2 separate regions of the Homo sapiens genome follow, and region 2 is linked to region 1. Evidence: chromatin loops called from intact Hi-C (ENCODE). Cell type or tissue: tibial artery. All regions are shown on one strand.

Region 1 (8,000 bases):
TACTGTTGTGCCTATCATATTATATATTCTATAGTACACTGTATTGCTTATTGCAATTAATTTTATGTTTCTGTGCCTTCATAAGACTGAAAGCCATTTGCATAATAATGGTGTGTCAATACTTATATCTTAGTGTCTAAGGTAGTACATGGTAATGGTGGGTCTTAATATATGGTTGTTGAATTAAAAAATACAAAATATAGGTGGGGAGGTGAGAAACTTATACCATTAACTTTTAATGCATTTATTTTAACTGTAATACTAATGAGTATCCATTAGGGAACTGAGACAATTGATGCAACAGTAAACCCAGATAACAAAGGCTTCAACACAACCTGAGGACGTTCTCTTAGTAGTGAAAAATCCAAAGGAAGGCAATTGCTGGTATTGATTTAGAAGTTTAAGGATGTCAGGGCTAAAGTCTCAGTAATTTCTGGCCTTTCCCTCAAGGTTGCAAGGTGACTCTCTAGTTCCAGTCATCATGTCTACCTTCCAGGAATGAGAAAGGAGGAAGGGGCCTGAAGGAAGATGAGGCAAAAATCTGTATCAATAAGGCAGGACTTTCCCAGAAATTCCATCGGATTTTTGTTTATATGTCACTGGATAGAATTATGGCAGATTATCTTTCATACCAACAAGGAGAATTAGAAAACAGGGGACTTCTGTATTTGTTTTTGTCTGCAACAATAATAGGATTCAGCAGGTAGGAAAGAGAGGATATTATATTAAATAAGCCACAAGAACTCTCTGTCATGAGGGATAGTTGGGTGCACTGAGGAGTACATGAGTGCTGAGAGAGAGTCAATGTAAATAGAAGAAAGAGCATACATGAAGTCAACTAACAGCTGCTTCCCCATCCTGCCCACTAATGGCTGATAGTAGGCATTTGATCTATCAGCTTTAAAACCTGACTGAAGGCATGGGCTTCATGGGACTTCTAATACAACGTCTTTATATTTTTCATTCAGCCTCTTCATGAGCTTCATAAATAATGCTTTTCCTGAACACTTTCAATGTACCTCGTACTGTGATACAATAATACCTGCTTCAAGTTGTCCACTGTAAATAGAACTTTGCAGTAACAGAAGTGGACATAAGGCCTTTAGTGGCCCACTGAAGAGATACCTAATTCAGGCTGGGTGTATGCTTGTGCAGTGGGAAGTTAGTCTGGGAAGGATTACAGTAAAAAATAAAAGTAGAGCTGGGTTTTGAAACAAAAATAAAAGGACTCATTAAATGAAGAAGTACAGAAGGCTGTCACTGACATACGGAGTTGGTGCATAAAGACAAAGGGAGGCAAAGAAAGCAAAAAGCATTCTAGGATCTGTAATTTTGTCAGCAGAGCAAAGCACAACATTCAAGGAGTGAGGACAATGGCAGGCAGTGAGAAAACTAGAAGAGAGGTAAGCAAGAACCAGAAGATGGTTTTGAGCAATGAGACACTGAATTATTTTAACCTGATATTAGTTCTATGCCTCAGAAAAATTAGCCTGCTCTTAATTGATTAGAGAGGAGTAAAAATGGAGAGGTGGAATCCAGTTAGGAAACTATTCCAATTGTTCAAAGTATCAGGGCCTAAACTAAAACAATATCAGAGGTTCCACAGACAGTAAACAAGTCAAAGAGCCCACTTACCAAATGTGCTCTGTGTGTGTGTGTGTGTGTGTGTGTGTGTGTGTGTGTGTTTAAGATGGGCTGGCAGGAGATGCCACTGTAGGGCAGAAATGAGGGTAAAATACTAAGAAAACTCCCATTTCTTCACTCATTCATTGGTTCTGTTAAAGGTTAAACTGATTTTCATAAGGTTAATTCGTGTTTGGGATAATGTGCTATCTTAGTAAGACATAATAATATGAATACATACTCATAATAATGCCTATACATCTGACCCAAGCAGGTCATGACACAACCTAAACAAGAAAACAGTCACTCAGCCATTGAGGAGCCTAACAATGTGCTCTGAATTGTGACTGAACAGCCTAATTCTTAGAGCAAATCTCAAGGACCAAGGAAATAATATGCAGCACTAGATTTTATTAAGCAAACAACAGGCCTGTTCACGCTGCATTTCTGTGATGAGCTACTTAGTAGCCTTCAAAACTACTTACTAATGAAATGAGAAACTTATTACATTGGCCTCTGTAGCAATTACAGGAAATCTGGTATATAAAAATCAAAAAATAATTCTTAACCCATAAAGAAAATGATACAAGCTTCACAAAGCCAATGCAAGTAATTAGACACTTAAATTGAATGGCAATGCACATCAAACTTATACTATGCTCCCAGGTCCAGGAAACAAAAAACACAAAATAAATGGTGGATTAGAAGGATGCAACAGTTTCTAAAATTAACATTCCTTTACCCCGATTTTATATTATTCATAAAGAAGCCTTCAAGTTCACTAACCTAATACCCCTATTTGTTGTCACTGCTATTATCAGCTCAATCATGGTAATAACAAGCAATGTCTTAATGCACCACCTGGTTTGACAAAACTTCATAGAAGAATAAATGCCCAAAGCAATTCTGGCTTTCAGACAAGAGCATCCATACAAAATGATTCCTCTATGCTTTCCCTGAAGGTTGCTTTCCTCTATGTGCAGTGGGGGATTATTTGACAGTAATGACAAATGAATTAACAAATCAGTAGACATGAATAAGCATGATTAAATTAAATGCATAGCACAGTGGTTGTGAGCTCACTTTTTTTATTTTATTATTATTATACTTTAAGTTTTAGGGTACATGTGCACAACTTGCAGGTTTGTTACATATGTATACATGTGCCATGCTGATGTGCTGCACCCATTAACTCATCATTTAACATTAGGTATATCTCCTAATGCTATCCCTCCCCACTCCCCCCACCCCACAACAGTCCCCGGTGTGTGATGTTCCCCTTCCTGTGTCCATGTGTTCTCATTATTCAATTCCCACCTATGAGTGAGAACATGCGGTGTTTGGTTTTTTGTCCTTGCGATAGTTTGCTGAGAATGATGGTTTCCAGTTTCATCCATGTCCCTACAAAGGACACGAACTCATCATTTTTTATGGCTGCATAGTATTCCATGGTGTATATGTGCCACATTTTCTTAATCCAGTCTATCATTGTTGGACATTTAGGTTGGTTCGAAGTCTTTGCTATTGTGAATAGTGCTGCTATAAACATACGTGTGCATGTGTCTTTACAGCAGCATGATTTATAATCCTTTGGGTATATACCCAGTAATGGGATGGCTGGGTCAAATGGTATTTCCAGTTCTAGATCCCTGAGGAATCGCCACACTGATTTCCACAATGGTTGAACTAGCTTACAGTCCCACCAACAGTGTAAAAGTGTTCCTATTTCTCCACATCCTCTCCAGCACCTGTTGTTTCCTGACTTTTTAATGATCACCATTCTAACTGGTGTGAGATAGTATCTCATTATGGTTTTGATTTGCATTTCTCTGATGGCCACTGATGATGAGCTCACTTTAAGTCAGAAAGACCTGAATTAGAATCTTGGCTTGTCCATTTATGAGGCTTCTTAGCATCACTAAGCCTCATCAATAATAGAGAAATAATAATACCACATTCACACACTTGTGAAAAATAAGGGGTGTCATAAGGTACCCATATCTGGCATATAATAAGTTTTAAGCACATATTAATGTAAAGAATGTATTAAGGACATCCTCTGAAGTAGTGATTTGCATTCCTCTTTTACAGAAAAGACTGAGACTCCGAGAGAGTCATCAACTTGTCCACAGTCATGATTTTTACAAGTAAATATGAAAGCTGGGATTCAAACACAGGTCTACTAAGGCAGATTCATTGCTCTGATTTTTTTAATCTATGTTTTTAAAAACATTCTTTCAACAAGCCAGCCAGGAATTAATGTAAATATTGTACTGAGCTTATGGTTTCAGAATCAAAGGAGAGAGGAACATAGAGAAAAAAATAAAAGCAAAAGCAGTCTACTGCAAACAGTTCACAATTGTAGTTCTGCAAATTATTAAATTTCAAACAATTTATATGAGAAATGGTTAAATGAAGATAATATAGTCTGAAGAAGAGACAATTAGGGAAAATAATTGCAATTATCAAATATACAGAAATGTGATTTAGAATATTATGTGTACTTTCACTTTGCAAGAGTGGTTTATATTCCTAAAGGATTAAAAATAAAATACAAGAAAAAAAGTTACAAAACAGGTACTTTGCTGCCAATTTTGGCTGCAATTCTATGGGGTTATTCCCTGGTGGCAGGTAATAAATAAGAGTCCTATTTATGACACATGGGTGAATTATTTTGCTTATATTTGCAAGTTATATCACCAGAGAGGAGTTTCTGGCTTGTAAGGAAATATCAACATTTGGGTTATTTAGTTTCTACACAATAGATATTTTAAAAGCAAAATATATTGTCTGAATTCTCATGTTAAATTATTATAATGTCCATGAACTTACCAAAAAGAAATTGTTCACAGCAATTTGCCACTTAACAAAGTTATTACCACCAAATAACTTGATTATCCTGTAAAATTTTATCGCAATATATAATTTCATACTTAATAAATGTCATATTATTGGCCATTAGCTTGACTGAGGAAGTTTAGGAATTAAATATTCCCAAATTCGGCTTTCAAGCTGACCACTGACTCCAGACACGGTCATGGATAAGGACAAGAAAAATATTAAATACAAATGTCTAGATGGTTACACACCATACTGACCAAGTCAACCCGGCAAAAAAGGCCCATCACCATCTAATAGCAAAATGAAATTTTTAAAACGTCTAAAAGTCACGGAAGCATATAAATATACAACCACACCAGGGGGCGCTCTTAACACTGAAATGATGGATGGCATATTTTAAGACACGTGGTGGTCTCAGCTGTCCAAATGAAAGATTTTCTAAGCATGTAGTACTTGGCACAAGTGCTTATCTTTTGAAAATGTTTGCTGGCAATACACACATTTTCTTTTGTATCCAACTGTTCGTGTAGTTAAGACTATCAAGTTAGTCTATCAAGTAAAACATTTACTGCTGATAAAAAATATTTTATTTTTGAAACATTTGTCTACTTAAACTGACATCTGTCTCTTTGTGTAGTTGGGCTGATTCTCAGTAATAAACATCGTGCTTAAAAGTACATACAATTTTTTAAAAATGAATTCAGTGTGAATTTTATTTTTTACAAAATTTCCTACCAGAACTTTAACTTTTACTTTGTGAAAGTGTAATGTAGGTAGTGTGGGTCTTTTCCATATTTTCTCGTTACCTGTTAGAAATCTGAAGCTCAAATGCTCTCCTCAGAAAGTTTCAGATTCTGCTTCCTAAAAAAATGCAATTAGAAAATTAGTGTCAGATTTCAAAGACAATGAAAAAGCCAGAGGTAAGTACAGGCTATGTTACTCAGAGAAAATCACCATATACTACTTCATTAACAGTAAATATTGTCATACAAATGATATCTGATTAAAATAATTTTTAAGAAACAAAGTTGAAAAGGAAGCATCGTAAAGCACATGACAAGGGCCTAGCTACCTGTTTTCCAATAGTGGTAGAGAATGAGTCTTTAAACTTTTCTCAACCCATGTGGTTGAGATAACTCTCTTTTTTATACCAGCTACCTTCATGAGTCACCACTCACCTGTACCCAACCTCAAATGGAAGGTTCTGGCCAAGGTTTGCCTAATATGCTTGGAGACTTCTCAGCAACTTCCTTCATGCAAGTTCAAGGAAACAGAAATGGACTTCTCTAATGTTTGAGCCCTAAATCAAATTAACCAGCAGACTAATGCCTCAAATGTGGTTGAAAGGAATATATTTTTCATTCTATAACAATAGTGAGGATTTAAAGTTAAAAAATCTAGAGAAAATGATACATTTATTTACTACTTTAGAGTATATGTGCATAACAGAAAGTCCCACCCAAAAAGCAGATATTAATAGTTCTCAAGGATGTAGGGACACAGAAAAAAAGAGCATAGGATAAAAGAAAAACAGTCCACAGAAGAAAAAACCCTGGAGGGGTATGCTGGGAGAGGAGTCAGGTGACTACCACTGCCTGTTTTACCTCCTTCTTAATGCCTGGAGTGAAACAAGAACTGAGATATTCACCAAGGTACATGTACATGTTTGGTGAGAGGCAACATTTGATGTAAAATAATCTGGCATATGGTTAAACTGCATGAGTATCCATCAACAGCAAAGTCAGAGGCAGTGGTGTTGAGGTTCTTTGTGGTCAATCTGACTAGAAGTAGGTTCTGAGCCAGTTGCTAGGAAATGGAGATAGACTTTACCCCCATTAGGGCTGGAATGGTAACCAGAGGGCTACCAAGTAACCTAAATTTTAAATCAGACCCTAGTGCCAACTGAAGATGCTAAACAAGAAATGGCAAGTTTCAAACGTTTTGAAGGTAAAATAGTTTTGTAAGTGCTTATGAATCCAGGATTAATTGAAGATGCTGCAGATACCAAGGTGAGAACAAGACTAACTGCGTTATTTGTTCATTCATTCAACAAATACTTAATGAGCATCTATTTATATACCAAGAACATTTAACGGCTTCAGATAAAGCAATGAACAGAAGAGACAGCGATCTGTGTCCTCATGAAACTCACATTCTAGTAGGAAACAGGGACCATAAACAATAAATATAATGAATAACCTATATAGAATGTTGTAAGATTATAAGTACAGGAAAAAAAGGAGAAGGGAGAGCAGTATAAAGGACACTTGGAACACAGGAAGGAAAAAAAATAGATTGCAACAGCAAAAAGGTGAATAGGGTAGGACTCATCTGTAATGTTTCACATATCAAAGGCCATGAGGGAGGTGAGGGAGTCAGACATGCAGTCTTCTGGGGGAAGAGTGTTCCAGTAAAAGGGAACAGTGAGTTGAACGGCTCTAAAGTGAGAGGGTACCTGAGCTGCTCAGAAAACAGCAAGTTAGCCACTATTCTGGAATGGAATGAAAAAGGGAACAGTAGTAGAAGAGGCTAGAGAAGTAACAAAAAAGCCAGATGGTGTAGCTTTTACTGGGAATAAAACAGGAAGCATTTTTACAAAGTGGAGAGAAATGGTCAGAGACTGAATATATTTTGAAAATAGACGGGACAGGATTTTCTGATAAGCTAGATGTGGGTATGAAGAATGTAGAGTCAAGGATGATACAAAGGTTTTTATCTGAGTAACTGAGCTGGCATTTAGTGAGGCTAGAAGAGTGTGGGAAAAAACAGGTGATTGGTGGGAAATAATTATTCTGGGTTTAGATATATGAAATTTGAGATGTCCACTAGATCTATCCAAGAGGAACTATATATAAACTATGCAGTTGGCTATACTGGTGTGAAGTTTGAGGACGATCAAATTTAACACCATAGATATAGCCGTTGAGATGTAAGAAGAAATGAGTGCAGATAGAGGGGAGAGGACAGAGAACTAGCCCTCAAGTGGACAGACTCAGGTGCTCCATTATCCTCACCTTCTCGTGTTCACATCCCTGTATGATTCCCATCTCCCAGAATGTAGGCAGGATCTGTAACTTGTTTCTAACCAATAGAATATGTGACGGTGAGATGTATGTGAAGCAAGCATCATGTGGGGGAAACAATCTGGCAAGGAACTGAGGGAAGCCTCTAGAAACTTAGGGCAGCCTCCAGCTGCCAGCTTGCAAGGCCTTCAGCCTCCAGCCAACAAAACATAAGGCCCTCCCTCCTATAGCTCGAAGAAAATAAGCTCTGCAGAAAACTTGAGTAAATTTAGAAAGAAATCCTTCTGAAGTCAAGCATTCGGATGATATCCCAGGCCCAAATGATACTCTGACTGCAGCCTTGCAGAAGACCCAGGTAAGCTGTGAGCAGACTTCTGACACACAGAAACTATGAGATTAAAAAAAAGTCTGTTATTTTAAAGCACTACAATTTGTAGTAATTTGTTATGCACCAATGGAAAAGTAATGTAATTCCTGGGTTACTCCAGCATTTGCAGGCAAGGGAGCTAAGAA
Region 2 (8,000 bases), 160 kb after region 1:
ATCCCATTGCAGTTAGATAGTGGCTGGGGCTGGCATAATTTGAAGGTTTGACTGAGCTGGGCATTGAAGATAGCTTATTGCTTCACATGACTGGTGCTTCAGATAGACAGGGGGAATTGGCTGGAGATCTCTCTTCCCCCACCTCCCCCATCTTACTTACTTAGCCAGCTTGGATTTCCACATAACATGATGATCTTGGGGTAGTAAGACTTTTTATATGCCGGCTGGTTTTCCCAAAGTAAGCATTTCAAGTTAGACTGAAGCTGAAGACTTCTTATGACCAAACCTTGAAAGTCACAGAGCATTATCCTATTGGTCAGAGCAGGTAACAGGGTCAAACCAGATTCATGCAGAGGGGATAACAAAGATGTAAATACTGAGAGATATGATTCATTTGATGGCCATCTTTGAAGACTAGCTGTTATATATATTTTTCATATGCCTGAAATATTTCATAGAACAAATTGAATAGCATTTTATAAGAATGGTGTGATGGTTAACTTTGTGTTAATTTGCCTGGATCACAGTACCCAGATGTTTGGTAAGATATTATTTTAATTTAATTTTAGTTTTTTATGTTTATTTTTTATTTTTTGAGATGGAGTCTCGCTCTGTCGCCCAGGCTGGAGTACAGTGGCGCGATCTGGGCTCACTGCAAGCTCCGCCTCCCGGGTTCACGCCATTCTCCTGCCTCAGCCTCCCGAGTAGCTGGGACTACAGGCGCCCCCCACCACGCCCAGCTAATTTTTTGTATTTTTAGTAGAGATGTGGTTTCACCGTGTTAGCCAGGATGGTCTGAATCTCCTGACCTCGTGATTCTCCCGCCTTGGCCTCCCAAAGTGCTGGAATTACAGGTGTGAGCCACCATGCCCGGCCAGATATTATTTTCAATATTTCTGTGAATGTATTTCTTGGATGAAATAAAGATTTTAATCAATAGACTTTGAGTAAAACAGATTACCCTCCATAATTTGGGCGAGCCTCATCCAATCTGTTGAAGGCCTTAATAGGCAAAGACTGACCTCCCAGAAGAGGGAATTCTGCCAGCAGATGGACTTCAGATTTGATCTGCAACATTAGATATTCCCTGGGTCTCCAGTCTGCCAGACTTCCCTGCAGATTTTGGGTTTACCAACCCCTGTAATTGTGTGAGTCAATTCCTTAAAATTTCTACAGATAGAATAATCTATACTCTATCGGTTCAATTTCTCTAGAAAATCCTAACTAATACAGTTGTACGGGGATATAAAATTAAATGTTTATTAAATGTTTTGGGTTCTAGTAAAATTTTGTGTGTCAATTCAATGTTAAAATTTTTCTCACCTTTCAAATGCCATTAAATTGTTCCAAAAAGTGATATGAAATTGTTACAGAACTCTGAACTTTATCTTACAACAACTTATTGTTTTTATTAGTCTTAGGATAGGCAGTTTTTTACGACACAGTAACTCATGATATGTGAACCATTATAAATGTTAAACTTTCATGAACTATTACTTAGATTCTAAATTAATCATTATATTTGAATTTTGTTCTTTTGACTTTTCAGTCAAACAATGCATTCTCACTATAGAGATTTTGGAGACAACAAAATACTAGAAAGAAAACATTATATACCATACAATGTAAAACACATTTTAAAACTCTTTTTAAAAACATAGGCCTAAGCCTTTGCGAAAATATCAACATTTACTTTACAAGCTTTGGGTAAAAAAGTAGTGAGTGAGCATATTTGGCAAGTTAATAAGCCAAAGAAACAAAGATGCAGAATGTGTTGTGTATTTTATGCAATTTTATTATATATATTTGCATTGGATATTTTAATCATTTTTTTTACTGGTGATATGAAGGAATTCCTCTTTTAAATATATTTATAACCAGAAGAAAACACAAATTAAACCTAAAGAATGCAGGTATTTTCACTAATCATTCTAGACACAAATATTTTAGTCTTTCAAATGTTTAAATAAGAACCACCTTTAAAGTAAAGCACAATAGCAGAAATGTATGTGTTTTTTTTTCTGTATCTTTAAGTCCCCAATACAGAACCTATAACACAAATCAGACACACGCAAACTAAATGATTAAAGTATCATAGATATATACTAGCCTGCCATCAAACCAACACAGTGTTTGGAATTAAACTTTCACTTTCCAAACAAATCTGTGAATCCTGAACATGATACAGTGGTGAAATATTTGGTCCTCAAAAGACTATGAAGCCAGACTGCTCTTCATTACCATCTGGTGGCTACTGCATGGAGTGGCATTAACCATAATTTTAAGAGAGAGTTAAAGGGAGTGAATGTCATAAGAATAGAAGGAGAACCTCAATGGTATTGATTAATATTGAAAATGCATGAAGATAAATATCAGAGAAGGATTTGGGACTTTGCCATAGAAAAGTATACCACAAAAAGTTATTTATTGGAAACAGTTTAGAGTGAGCAAAAGTTGAATGTTTGATTTATGGATAGCATAAGACTCCCAAATCACTCCTATTTGCTTTATAATAAAAAAAAACTTTGTTCTTTTAGTGATAAATTCTATGTAGCAAATTGTCTGAATCTACTAAAGCTTTCAGTCCTCCATGTATCTTCACATGTCACTTGCCTCAGAAGTACCCTTTTCTATTTTATCTACCTGGAAAACACTTACATATCTTTAAAATTTAGATTAAGTGCAGCTCACTTGTGAAATCCACCTCCTCCCAGGTAAGGGTTTTGTTATCTGTCTCTACAGACTGTTGTAATTCTGTGGACCGTTTGCCTAATGGTTTCTTTTCATGACTGACTGAGTTTCTCGAGGATGGGGATGATGTTTTATTTATTTTTGTAAGACCCAAGTCCTAAGCATTTAATATGCTTATGTAAGGAATGAATCCAGGAGGAAGTTCATTGTTATTTAGGAAATAAATAACAATATTTTAAACCAAAAGAAACCTCTCACATTTCAGACTTGACAGACACTGAGACAAGGGACAAATTTAGGTTTTGGAGAAAGTAAATGTCCATATTGACATTCAAGTTTCCCACTTCCATGACAGAATTGCAGAGCTAAAACAGAACCAGAGAAATCATCTAGTTCTGCTACATTCTTTTAAGTATGGGAATGAGGCTCAGAGAGACGACATGATTTTCCTAAGTTTCTGTAATTGCTAACTACCAGAATCAGGATTGGAATCCCAGTCTTCTGACTCTTCCTCCAGTGAGGCGTTTATTCTGCTGATTTAATCTCTGACTTCCCTTAAGAGGAACCTTAGGTCTAGGAAATTGGGCTTTGAACCTAAAATGCAATGTCCTTTCAGGAATTCAATCCTATTGATCAATGTCAGCCCACACATATTTACAGGCAAGTTAGGAAATCATTAATTATGTTATGCGGCATTACAATAATATATTTAAAACGTTCTTTTGTTTTTTTTGTTTGTTTTGTTTTTGTTTTAGATGGAGTATTGCTCTGTCCCCAGGCTGGAGTGCAGTGGTGCCATCTCGGCTCATGCAACCGCCACCTCCTGGGTTCAAGCGGTTCCCCTGCCTCAGCCTCCCGAGTAGCTGGGACTACAGGCGCGTCCCACCAAGCCTGTCTAACTTTTTGTGTTTTAGTAGAGACGGGGTTTCACCATGTTGGCCAGGTTGGTCTCGATCTCCTTACCTTGTGATCTGCCTGCCTCGGCCTTTCAAAGTGCTGAGATTACAGGTGTGAGCCACCGTGCCTGACCTACAATAATATATTTAAAACTTTCTTAAAGTTCTTTAATTTTTCCCAGTGGTTACAATTCTAGGCATTGATTCTAAGAAAATGACGAGACACTTATGTCAAGATTATAGGCATGATGAGCAATAGAGCATCATTATTAATACCTTTTATTTTTAGTTTTTATGGGTACATGGTAGGTGTATTTGTTTATGGGAGACATGAGATATTTTAATACAGGCATGCAATGCATAATATTAATACTTTAAAAAAAAAGAATAGGTTCCCTGGTTTAATTTCCAATGTCTTTGACTATTAAAGGATATACTTTAGGGTTGAATGGGAAGAGTTTGAGATGCTCAAAACACACCTTGCTTTTTGACTGCCTATTCCAACTATTGGTGCGGCCAGACACTTGATTTAAAAAACAAACAGACAAGCAAACAAACAAAAAACAGATGACACAGTCTCTTCGAATCTGTTAAGATACGTAGTTTATAATCCAGAATTGGTTTTATTCTGTCAATGTGTATTTGATTTCGTATCATCTAGTTTTTCCACCTTTAAAAATTATACTTCTAGGAAAAACAATATGTTTGCTATTTGAAGTTTAATACTTATAGTTTCAATAGTTTTGTGTTTCCTCGAAGGTCAATGGCATGCAGTGATTTGTAACTGTTGCTAAGGCATATATAGAAACAGTGAATTCTGAGAGGCTAAGGAGCAGGCAGATGCAATCACCTAGATGGAGAGAGAGCCAAAGCCAAGAGTGGGCCTAGGGGGAGGCCAGACACACCTGGCTTTGTGACTCCTAGGGTTAATGTCCCAGATGCAGAAACTTTCCTGAAGTGATTTTTAAAAATGGTTCTCCGTAGGGCCAGGCGCAGTGGCTCACGCCTATAATCCCAGCACTTTGGGAGGCCGAGGCGGGTGGATCACGAGGTCAGGAAATCGAGACCATCCTGGCTAACACGGTGAAACCCCGTCTCTACTAAAAATACAAAAAATTAGCCAGGCATGGTGGCGGGCGCCTGTAGTCCCAGCTACTCGGGAGGCTGAGGCAGGAGAATGGCGTGAACCCGAGAGGCGGAGCTTGCAGTGAGCTGAGATCCAGCCATCGCACTCCAGCATGGGCGACAGAGTGGGACTCCGTCTCAAACAAACAAACAAACAAACAAAAACTGTTCTTGGTGAGGAAGTGACCATCCAGTGAGATTTTAAATGTCAGTGTATGCTGAAAATGCAGCAAACCTGTGGTTTGAGCACAGTATCTGATAAGGATCCATTTGATGCTAAAAGAGAAAGTAGTAAAGCAATGCAAACATTTCAGTCATAAGGTAAAAACCATCGGCAGTCTCTCTTAACTTATAGTCAGCTTTTTTTAAGCCTCCTGAAGATCCAAGGACTAAAAATGTCCTTTTGTCAATCACAGAGAACTTTACGTCTCCCTCTGCAACTTCTCTAAAATTAGGAACCAGTGCTTCTGCAATGGCTACCCAATTTCTTTACCTAACTCTGAAAGAGTCAACTTGTAACATATGGGGCTTAGCAAAACTGTGCCTTCATTTAATTTGTCCTCTACTCTGGCTTATTTGCAGCCAAACTTTCAGGATTTTAATCTTTGTCTTATGAATACAAATGTCTTCTTTCCTCCCTTCTTTCATTTCTTCCTGTACTTATTTTTTTATTTACTTAAAAACTTGGAAGTATCTGATTTGAGGAGGCTTTTGTTATTCTTTTTTTTTTCACATCTTCTAATAAAGAAGCAATAATTTCTTTTGTTTTATTTTGCTTGGTAAAAATCAGACACTATTTTTCTGACTCATTTTGACATTCTTTGACAATGGAATCCCTTCCATTAGATCATTTCCGACAGAATTATAACGAAAAATGTGTTTTTCTCTGTCCCTGATATATTGAATTATGACCACAGATTTTGATTTTAGATTGGGTTCATCTTTCAAAAATTTCATAAGTCTACCAATCTTTCACAGACAGACCCTTCATTATGTTATGCTGAAACAGTTGGGCTCTTGGGAAAGATATTTATTGTAATAAAATAATACTATACATATATAATACATATAATACAGAGTGCATATTCCCACAGAATTTGCAGTACCAAAAAATTAAAAATGTTTTCAAAACTTTCCTATAATGATCATAAGATGGAACTATTTTCTTTTATAGGTCAGGTACATCTATTGCATCTATAATATGTCTTATAACATGAATACAAAATTATTCCAAAATCAAATTGCTTCACTTGCATTTTATTATAGTGACTTGAATTTTGATAAGATGTGTAGCTATAAAAATACTGTTTATCAAGTGGGGAATTATAGAGTCCAAGAATAAAAAATCATTATATCTAGGTTTAGCATAAGGTTCTGTAACTAACATGTTATTTTCAACATATTTGGCTTTTCTTGTAACACAAAGTTTTGCTATATGTGAACTCTAACAGGAACAAGTGAGATTAAGTGAGACAAATAGACAAATATTTAAATAATTGCATTATATATAAAAGTAAATGCTGCAATTAAAGATAAAGATTGCCACACTGAATAACAAAACCAATCTCAAGTTTACTTAAAAGAGATAAACTTTAGGCTGGGGATGGTGGCTCAAGCCTGGGATTCCAGCACTTTGGGAGGCTGAGGCAGGTGGATCGCTAGAGCTCAGGAGTTTGAGACCAGCCTGGGCAACATGGCAAAGCCTACAAAAAATTAGCCAGGCATGGTAGCATGTACTTGTTGTCCCACCTACTTAGGAGGCTGGGGTCCGAGGATTGCTTGAGCCTAGGAGGCCGAGGCTGTAGGGAGCCATGATCGTGCCACTGCACTCCAGTCTGAGTGACAGAGCGAGACCCTGTTTGGATAAAAAAAAAAAGAAAAAGAAAAGAAAGTACATAAACTTTAAATGTAAAGACAGAAAATTTTAAGGTGAAGTACACATCATTTGTCATTATATTAATATCCAGCAAAGGATGCTTTATCTGTAAAATGTATTATTAAAGAGAGATATTTCAAAGTGATAAAGAGGTAAACCTGTCAGAATGATCTAATAATTCTCAATTTATCTGAACCTCAATTAATAGCTTAAAAAACTAAAGAACACATTGACAAAACTAAGATCTCTAATTATAGTGGGATGTTTTAACATACGCTTCTCAGTAACTAAAGGAACAAACAGGTGAAAAATGTAATAAAGGCATAAATGATTTTAACAGCACTGTTAACAAACTGGACTTCACTGACATAGAGAGAATGCTGCACCTAATAACTGCAGAGTATATATATTCTTTTCAAATGACATGTAACCTTATCTCAAGTTGACCACATGCTGGGTTTTAAAGCATGCCAAATAAAGAATGAAGAATGTCAACGAATAGAAATTGTACCAAGAATGTTCTCTGACCATTGTGAAATTAATCTTGAAGTCAATAGCAATAGATAACCAGAGAATCTTTCCAGAGAATGAAGAAAAGCTGGGGCAAGAGGCCGGATAGGGGAGACAGATACCAAGGAGATGTAAGCCTTACTTAGGACATTTGTATTCTAACAGCATTAAGTACCATTAAAGGACGTATACCTTGGAACTGGTATATATATATATATATATATATATATAAAATCAAGTTTGTATTTTTAAATAGTCATTCTGGTTACAGCTGAGATGCCAGGGAGGAATGATTGTGAGATTAGGTAAATAATGTTTTGGAGTGAAGAGAAGTATAGAGACAGGCACGACAATTTGCCCTTACGCATTATTGGTGAGTGTGGTTGCTTGAACTGGAATAGTGGCAGTGGAGATAGAAATAAGAGGAAAGATTAGAGAAATATTTAGGTGGCAAGATGGACATTGTTGGTATTTGTTAGCAAGAAATGACTCCCAGATTTTTGTCTTGGTTACATGCTTGAGTGTTGTCATTCATTAAATACAGAATACAGGAAGTTGGAGGGCAGAAAACTAGAGATGATCATTGTGGGACAACCAAAAGTGCCCTATAGTCACTTAGAACAGTGCTCTGTACCTAAAATATACATTTGAAATGATAAATGGTAAATAAGACGTGGGCTAGATGAGATTCTACAAAGAAATAATAGAAGAGAGTAGAAAGTTTGTGTTAGAATATAAGGAATGCCAACTGTAAAACTTCTAATATGGACTATCATTTCAGGAAAAAATAAAATATTTTACTTTTTTTTTTTTTCTTGAGATGGAGTCTCACTCTTTTGCCCCAGCTGGAGTGTAGTGGTGTGATCTTGGCTCACTGCAACCTCTGCTTTCCAGGTTCAAGT

Evidence for each region. A loop is a pair of places that touch in the nucleus more often than their neighbours do. Peaks named below come from ENCODE experiments on the same cell type or tissue, not always from the same donor. Only the 100,000 strongest peaks of a DNase experiment are listed, where the experiment ranks them.
Region 2: it touches region 1 in a loop (5-fold over the local background); 9 of 110 quality-filtered maps call a loop at or near these places.

The regions. Positions count from the first base shown.
Region 1 is chr4:46,839,690-46,847,689 of GRCh38, forward strand. COX7B2 (cytochrome c oxidase subunit 7B2) reads right to left here. Exons shown (of 3, transcript NM_130902.3): 2 at 5,271-5,325. Among named protein-coding and RNA genes, the nearest start is that of COX7B2, 66 kb to the right of the region's middle. In tibial artery, a CTCF peak has its summit at 4,814 (motif pointing right); no DNase peak of the experiment used is centred here.
Region 2 is chr4:47,000,566-47,008,565 of GRCh38, forward strand. It overlaps a transcript of GABRB1 not described here. Among named protein-coding and RNA genes, the nearest start is that of GABRA4, 11 kb to the left of the region's middle. In tibial artery, no CTCF peak of the experiment used is centred here; a DNase peak (open chromatin) is centred at 3,607.